2 separate regions of the Homo sapiens genome follow, and region 2 is linked to region 1. The links are chromatin contacts, found by Hi-C or POLR2A ChIA-PET in ENCODE. All regions are on one chromosome and are shown on one strand. The core of a region is the stretch at or near the end of the contact, and the rest is flanking DNA. Distances in the headings are between cores, read along the strand shown. Region 1 overlaps RBMS1 (RNA binding motif single stranded interacting protein 1). Region 2 has its middle 23 kb from the start of RBMS1.

What was found. A loop is a pair of places that touch in the nucleus more often than their neighbours do. ChIA-PET counts read pairs that join two places held with the same protein, here RNA polymerase II (POLR2A). Pooled maps may share reads with other maps.
Region 2: a loop to region 1 is called in a pooled map, with 5 times the contacts of the local background. The contact joins two enhancer-like sites. A Hi-C loop is called at or near these places in 5 of 50 pooled maps. POLR2A ChIA-PET finds 5 or more read pairs at or near these places in 3 of 52 experiments (A673, T-cell and activated CD4-positive, alpha-beta T cell).

What each region holds. Positions count from the first base shown.
Region 1 is chr2:160,430,751-160,435,032 of GRCh38, reverse strand. The region is part of intron 1 of RBMS1 (RNA binding motif single stranded interacting protein 1); the gene reads left to right. Among named protein-coding and RNA genes, the nearest start is that of MIR4785, 25 kb to the right of the region's middle. Within about 2 kb of position 2,277, at least 3 of the 41 ENCODE cell types and tissues checked have a DNase peak (open chromatin) inside an H3K27ac peak, as active enhancers do.
Region 2 is chr2:160,514,662-160,518,943 of GRCh38, reverse strand. No RefSeq gene overlaps it. Among named protein-coding and RNA genes, the nearest start is that of RBMS1, 23 kb to the right of the region's middle. RefSeq lists an enhancer at 3,854-4,023. Within about 2 kb of position 1,768, at least 2 of the 41 ENCODE cell types and tissues checked have a DNase peak (open chromatin) inside an H3K27ac peak, as active enhancers do.

The DNA of each region.
Region 1 (4,282 bases), core at 1,028-3,527:
CCTCTTTAAATGTCTAATTCCTGAGAAAGCTGGGTAAGATGGCAGAACAGTAACAATAGGACTCAGGGTCGGGCTTGTCTTTTCTGCCCTGGGATTCTTACCATTTCTGGCCATCTTTGACCAGGAAGTCAAAGCTCCTTTTATTTATTTGTAGTCCAAGCTCTTTTTCATGGCTGATTTAGTAATGATTTTTAAAGATCATCAGATAACCATTAGATAAAAATAATTCTAGACTCCTGCTGGCCGCAAGATAATTGCCATATTTAACTGATCATAAACAATAGTTTCATTTTTCAGGGATTTAGTTAATTATAAGCCTGTGCTGTCTAATAGGGTAGCCACAAACTCTATTTAAATTTAAATTACTTAAAAATTAAGTTTCTTAGTTATGCTAGCCATATTTCAAGTGCCCATTAGCTGCATGTGGCTAGAGGCCACTGTATTACTGCAGATGTAGAATATTTTCATCGTCACAGAAAATTCTAATGGATAGCACTGTTAGAGACTTCTTTCTAACCTGTGCGTTGCTGTTTTTTTTTTTCCTTTCTGTCTCCCTCAAAGGCTCTTTCTTTCATGTTTGTTTGTTTTGGGTGAGCAATGTGGGGGGAAAAGGAGCTCACACTCATGCCCTATTTTTTAGTAGTGTTGATGAAATAGTTGGTAATTGGATGGACTGAAACTATTGGCTAGAGTAAGATTTTGAAAATATTTTTGAATTTAATATATATGTATTGCCCAAAGCAGTAGTTGTAGAGGTTTTTATTTGTTTTTTAAATGGACTAGAATCCTGTATCAGCTAAACACTTCTCATGAACTAGTGACTACAGTTTTTCTATTGAATGTTATTTCATTACTTTTAAACGTTTTATTTTATAACAAGCTCCTTTACTACAGTGAAAATTCAGCTCCTGTGCTCATATCGAAGTCATTTGACTAGTATATGCCCTTTTCTCAATTTAAACACAATTTCTAATCCAAGATCCATTCAGATCTTGATATGCCAATTAAAATATTGACTTTAAACAAAAGGGTCATAAAAATGTGAGATTAAAATGATTAGGAGCTGAGTCCTTATCACATAATCCAAAGTAAACGAGGATTGCACAATGCCATACTTAAGAGGAAGCGCAGTTCAGTTGCACAGACATGTTCCTAGATATTCCAAACTGCTTTGAAATTATAGTGCTTTGTGTTGAAAGATTGATATTAAAATATACTTGGGAATTAAAATTCACTTTATGAAGAATTGTTGCCAAAAGGCTTTAAGATAGCACTGTGAAGACATGATATGAAAAAGAACAGTCTCCAAAGCCAAGCCACATTTCTGCAGATCAGAATCAGAAAATTTTATGTAGGCAGTGTGGCTTACCAAATGTGTCTTTCATAACGGAAGCCTATTTTTCACTTTAACATTGACATACTGTATGTAAATCCAGGAATCAAAATTATACCTCAGTGTCACTTAATGTTTGTTATTTGGACCAAATTTCACTTGTTTTAATTGTGAAGCTAAAAATGGAATTTTGTTGCTGAAAACTTGAATTCAGTGAACTCAAGTTCTCATAACTGTGAACAAACTTGTTTTAAAGTTTTTTTGTGTTTTGTTTTGTTTTTTTCTGGCGACAAGGTCTCACACTGTGGGCCAGGCTAACGTGCAGTGGCACAATCTCGGCTCATTGCAGCCTCAACTTCCAGGCTCAAGCGATCCTCCTACCTCAGCCTCCCGAGTAGCTGAGACTATGGGTGTGCACCACCACACCTGGCTAGTTTTTGTATTTTTTTGTAGAGACAGGGTTTCACCATGTTGCTCAGGCTGGTCTTGAACTCTTGAGCCCAAGCGATCCACCTGTCTTGGCCTCCCAAAGTGCTGGGACCACAGATGTGAGCTACCTCACTCAGTCTAAAGATTTTTTTTTTTTTTAATATTCGTATCAAAACCAGTGAGAGTAGGTGCTCATCCCGGAGATGTGACCAGTTAGCTAGAAGCCAGGAACCTCAGAAGAGAAGAGTAGCTCGTAACTCAGCTTGCTGGATCCAACAGGATGAGAATTCCCTGAGGATTGGGCAACTAGGGTGATTTCCCAGATCTAATTCTGCTCTGTTCTGGGTAGTTGGGCAGGCTATGTAGTATATCCGAATTCCAAACCATTAAGTGAAATGCTTGTTATTAGTGATACCCAATCATTGTTTCATGACACACCAGTGTGTCACAAAGATTTCCTGCAGTGTTGGCAGTGAGCCTCACTTTTCCCAAAGCTCTGGCTCCTTCTCTGACACATTGCCACCAGGTGGCCTGCGTGACCTTTACTCCCTTTTCCCCGCCCAAACATCTTACATTCCTTATACCTTATATCTGGATTTAAGAAAAGACTTCTTTTGGACAATTGATTTGCAGTTCCTAATCTGAGTTCTTACACAGTTGCCAAGCTATTATTGCTGCAAGGAGTTAAATCGGTTTTCACACAGTTCTAATAGTTTATTGTCAAAATGTCATTTATTTGAGTTAAGCATTGCCAATGCCCCCATTAAACCACTGTTTCTTTTATTTCCTGGAGTTTGGAAGGCATTCGGGAATACCAAGTGAAAAGGAAGAGTGAAGAACAGAAAAATGTTAGTGGGATGGCAAACACTGTGAACATTGCTGTTTCTAGTGGGCCAGAAAAATGTATGTATAAATCTTCCCTGTTCTTAGAGGCGCTTTCAGATTCTCCTCCACAAAGCTTCCTATGGTCACCATTTAGAGTCAATCCCCTTTTCCCTGTTCTCCATGGTATGTTATTTAGTTCTCTTCATATTACTGGATCAGAGTCTGCTTTACCACTTGGTCATTTGTGCATGTCTTTTTCTTACTGAAACTGTCAGATTCTTCTTTGTATCTTCAGAAGTACATATAATATAATGTAACATATGCAAGTTTATATGTAGACATACATTTTTAAATTCTTTAAATATAATAGATTCATGTTCAATAAATAGTATTGAATACCTATTCTGTACTATACAAAACACTGGTGATAAAACAATGAGCAAAACAGGCACAACCCCGTTTCTCAAAGAGCTTTTATAATGAGGCAGAAAGGATGGACATTAAATAATAATTTAGATTGCAGCTTTGTGAGTCCAGAAAAGGAGATATACAGTATGCTATATGAGGGTTATATAACAGGAAGACCCAGCCTATTCTGGGGATTAAGAGGGAAGATTTTCTGGTATAAGTAATTTAAGCCGAGCCTTGAAGAATAAGTTGGAGTTAACTAGGCAAAGAGGTAGAGAAGGAGCATTCCATGCATAGAGAATAGCATGTGTGAAACATACTGCTGGATTGGTTGCCTTGCAAGTATAAGGAACTGAAAGTCCAGATTACCTGGTTCTTAGTGGTGAGGAAGACAATAGTGCAAGATAGTACTGGAGAAATAAGTATGAGTCAAGTCTTGCAGAGATATGTGGGCCATGTGAAAGATTTGGTTCTTTAGCCTAAGATTATGAAACAGACTTTGGAAGGTATCAAGTAGAAGATGCTTAATCTACATTTATCTTAACAGCCTCCCAGTAGATTCCTGGCTTCCAGCCTCTATAACTTAACATTTATACTTATTGTTCTCATTTGCATTGTGACTGCTGTGGGAAACGAGGAAGTAGCATGTCTTCTGCAGGTAATGAGAACCTTTGTACCAAAAGATAGTGGGATGCTTGCTTCCTCAGAAAAGAATCTGGCTAGTAGGTTGATTCGGTCTGGATCCAAAGCTTTCAAAACTTGAATTTTATTCTGTCTTGAATGTGGACCACTTAGTTTATTCTGAAAATCTGATTTCTAGCAGATTTTCAGAATAAACTAATAAATCCAAGAATGGCCTGGGTTACCTAGGCAATAGTCTAATTTTATTAGACTATTTTATTAGACTATTGCCTAGGTAACCCAGGCCATTCTTGGATTCTGAGACCATTCCTCCTGCCACACACAACTCCCCGCAAGAACACTTAGCTATCAGTGGGAAAAATCCAGTGTCTTTCTCTTGCTGGGACCGTCATGTCCATATCAGTCATATACAATATCACAGGTAACCCTGGAGGAGGGAAAGGGGGATGGGGAACCAAAATGCAAAGGACCTGGTGCTAAGCGCCCCATCATTATTTCATGCAACTGAAAGTCAAGCAGATAGGAGAGTTGTAAAACTTGTCTACAATGAGAATAAGCAAGGAAAGAATTAAGGGTCATTTCACATTTAAAAATTCAGCTTACCACTTGAAGCTGTCAGTGCTTTGTGTGTAGAACTTTCAAATA
Region 2 (4,282 bases), core at 519-3,018, 84 kb before region 1:
TAAGAAAGGTACCTTAATTTGAATTTAACACAAGTAATGGTCCTAAGAATGGCACCAAATTGTACTATCAGGAAGCCTCTGAGTGACCAATATTTACATACAAGAATGTTAAAGCAATGTATTGGTTTTCAGCATTCACAAAGCTGTAGACAATCATAGGAAGGTTTAATTATGGTTATAGAATACAACAAAATGTAACCAACAGTTAAATAGGAAGATAAAACAAATTGTTTGGATATCTCTTGGGCAAAAATTTAACAATCTTTTGGTCAGATTGGTTTCTTCATGGTAATGGACTCTACTAACAAGCCCGTCAAGATGTGTAGGGAGAAATGGCAGGTTTATAAGGCAATGTGAAGATCGGTGGCATGAAGTCCTGAGAAGGAGTTTGAAAGGAACCTGTTCAAAAGCATTAGTTAAAAAATAAAAGTACGTTGCGTGTGGTGACTCATACCTGTAATCCCAGCGTTTTGGGAGGGCAAGGCAGGAGGATTACTTGAGGCCAGGAGTTCAAGACTAGCCTGGGCAATGTAGCGAGACCCCGTCTCTAAAAATAAAAAATTAGAGAGACATAGTGGTGTGCTCCTACAGTCCTAGCTATGCAGGAGGCTGAAGTAGAATTGTTTGAGCCTATGAGTTCAAGGTTACAGTGAGCTATGATTGCATGCCACTGTACTCTAGCCTTGGTGACAGAGTAAGACACTGTCTCTACCAAAATTAGAAGATGTTCTTTCATCCTCTCAGGAAGAGTGAAAAAGAACTGGTGATAATACTTGAGGTTGAGGGAAAGTAATTTCCAGAAAAATTTGCCAGACTACTCTAAAAGTTCCATCACTATTTAGCTAGTTTCTAACGTTTGTCTGAAAACTAAGAATGGTGTATCACATTCAATTCATTTTAAGCATAAATTTGAATCCATGAATAAAGTTTTTCATTTTTGCAGACACCACGCCCTTTTCCTGTTCTCCAGTTCTTTTCAATTTTGTTCCATAAGACAATTGTGCCATTATGCTCCATGGAAACCATTCCATGCATTCTTGGCATCAGTTTTTGGTCCTCTTGGTGTCTTTAACTCCTACTAATATGAATGGGCATGACCTCAGTATCAAAGGGTCATTTAATTTGGTGTACAACATGATAACAAATTATCTTCTGTGCACATAATATATACAAATTCAAAGCTTGCCCAGAATATAAATAGTTCTTGAACATATTCTGTCCTTTTTGAAAAGCAATGCTGTATGCATGTGCACAAGTTCCATGATTTCCATGATTTCCCCTAGACATTTTGGACATGTTACATGTGGCTTCACCAGAAAAGGAAAGTGGAAAAGTCAGGCGATTATCTAATGAACGTACTTAATGGAGGCAGTCAGTCTGGAACACATAGCAGTAAAGCAATTTCTCAGAATCCCTTTTTGAAACTTGAATTATCAATAATGTCACCTTAGCCCCTCAGTGATTTGTGTATGTGTTGCAAATTACTTGAAATGAAGACATTTAGGTGGCAATATTTTGCCTATTTTCATAGAGAAAGAAGAAACTGACCTTGTTTAAATAAATGTCAAAAACTTTTAACGTAGACACTGGCAAGTTTAATTTTTTTTTCCATTGAGGTACATGATGTACCATAAGCTCCAGCTGAATTCTGAAGCTGTTGCTTAGCTCTTCCTGTGGGCCTCCTCCAAATACAACTTCACCTAACACGCTAGAAGTGGAAGAGGCAGGAGGGAGAACAAACGCCCCTCGAGATTTCAGTGACTCATCTTAAATGGCCTTTTACACGCCTGTGTACTTGTGGTTAAGAACCGTGGGGCTCAGAGTGCAAATATGTAAACTACATAAATTAGTACCTTGAATCAAAAGCCAAGGTATGTTTTTTAACCAGCACTGAAATATAGATAAGCTCTCCCTCCCACTCTCCCACCCGCTTAAAATGGCCCCACAGGAAGCAGGTAGGAAGATCATTTTGTTTTCCACCCTCTCCAGCCCTACGTTTCTGTCCCAGGCAAAGGCAGCTCATTGGAATTGTCCCAGCAGGCTTGTTATGTCTGAGAGTGAGGAGGAAGATGCTGAGAGCTGGGCTTTGTTAGTTTCATGTTTTCTGGAGCACAGTGTGGGTGTGCTGTGAATACTGAGATGACATCAATCACAGAAGGTAATACAAAAACTCGCTTAGCATTAGGTGTAAGACAAGGTCAAGCAAATCTTCAGCTGGACCCAGACCTACCACCTGTTTTCAGGATTAGTTGGCAAGACAATATACTTGAGAAATCTCTGCAACAATCTACTGATCTCTAAAACCTGCCTCTTAGTCCCATGGGGACTACTGTCTTCCGCAGTGTGTGTGAGCATCTTCACTTTCCACCCCCCAGCATTACACTCCCTGACACTGACCCGATAGTCCTTTAATCAACCAGTTTGCTATTTCTTCCATCTCTAACTCTAATACTTATGAGTTAATGTGCCTCAACCTCCAAAGTTCTCTCCCTCGAAACTCTCCACTCTAAAATTCCCCATAATCAGAGAGCCTCCCATCGGATATCTCGCCATGCATCAGTTCAACTTCATCCACATTGGGTTATCAACAAACTTGAAGTATGTGAGCCACTACCTTTTCAGCTTTCCTTTCCATCTTACTTTCTGGTTCATTTGAGCTGCCATTTAAAATTTGCCACTTAAAAAAATGATCCTTTCTTTCTTTTTTTTTTTTTTGTTGTTTTTTTAAGACAGATTTTCACTCTTGTTGCCCAGGCTGGGGTGCGATGGCACGATCTTGGCTAACCACAACCTCTGCCTCCCAGGTTCAAGCGATTCTCCTGCCTCAGCCTCCTGAGTAGGTGGGATTACAGCCATGTGCTGCCACCACACCCAGCTAATTTTGTAGTTTTAGTAGAGATGGGTTTTCTCCATGTTGGTCAGGCTGGCCTGGAACTCCCAGCCTCAGGTGATCCACCTGTCTCGGCCTCCCAAAGTGCTGGGATTACAGGCATGAGCCACCGTGCCTACCTGATCCTTTCTTTTTTCTACTTACAGAAATAGAACATGCTCATGAACACTTTCTTCCTTAGTGTCTTGCTATTCCATCGTCTTGATATATGTTAAACAGTTGACCATTTTGACAATGTGCTCGTCTAGAATCCTTTATAAATTTGCTGTCTTGCCAACCACTATCTCTTCCCTCTGTAGGTTGTGTTCTGTTTTCTCCCTCTCCTGCTTCCTGGTTGATAAATGTCATTTGGAGTGAGTCACAAAAATCTGTTGATGGAAGCCATTTTTTATTCATGCCCTCCAAGCTCACCTGATTCCTTCTCGACTATTAGTGATCTTTTAATGCCTTTCTTGCCAAGTCACTAAGTCTCAACAACTGCTATCCCTCATTTTCTTCACTTCCCCTAAGCTTCAAGCTGCCGTTGATTTTCCTCTTTCTGGGCAGATGCTTTAACATCACACTTAATTGAAAAGAGAAATCATCATCTGAGTTGACATATCCTGCAGAATTTCTGTGGTCCCTGTACTTGATATTCTTTAGCAAATGCAAATCTAAGCTTTCCCCAACCCCCCAAGCTGCTCTCTTCCCTGCATTTTCACACACAGGTTAAATGACTGCCCACACTCAACATGGCTTGCAGGCAGCAGAGCTGGGCTTCAAAGCCAAGAAACCTGGCTGCAAACTCCTGTGCTTAACCACTACACTGTGCTGCTTCACACTTATGCTACTGCCTTCTTTCTTCTTCCCTCATCTCCCAAATATCTGAATCATCTGTGCTTCTTGATTCAATCGTTACCATTCCTCTCTAATCCTTTGCAATTTCCCTTATAACCTCACCTGTGTCCTGAAATTATTCTCTCCAAAATGTCCTCACCCAAAAACTTTTTCTTGCTTGCACAATCCTTAACTTTTCTAGAGTACTTGAATCTATTGGTGAAGGGAAAAGGTGTGGGAAGAGAATTTGCATTTCCTAAGTAGCTGCTAGGTATCAGAAGTTTTGCATATAGCTAACCTAATTTCTTACAATAGCTGTATGGTATAAGTAATATTTTTCATAAGAAAAAAATTTGCAAAACACATTTGCTTATGGATTTGTCTAAATGAGGCTATTTTAAAACAAAGAGAACTTTTTAGGATTTAATAAGACACAAAGCCCAATTTTTAAAATGAACAAAAGATTTAAACACACAGTTTACCAAAGAGGGGTAAACAAATACTAAAAAAAAAATGCTTAACATCATCATATTATCAGTCCATTTTCATACTGCTATAAGACTGGGTAATTTAGAA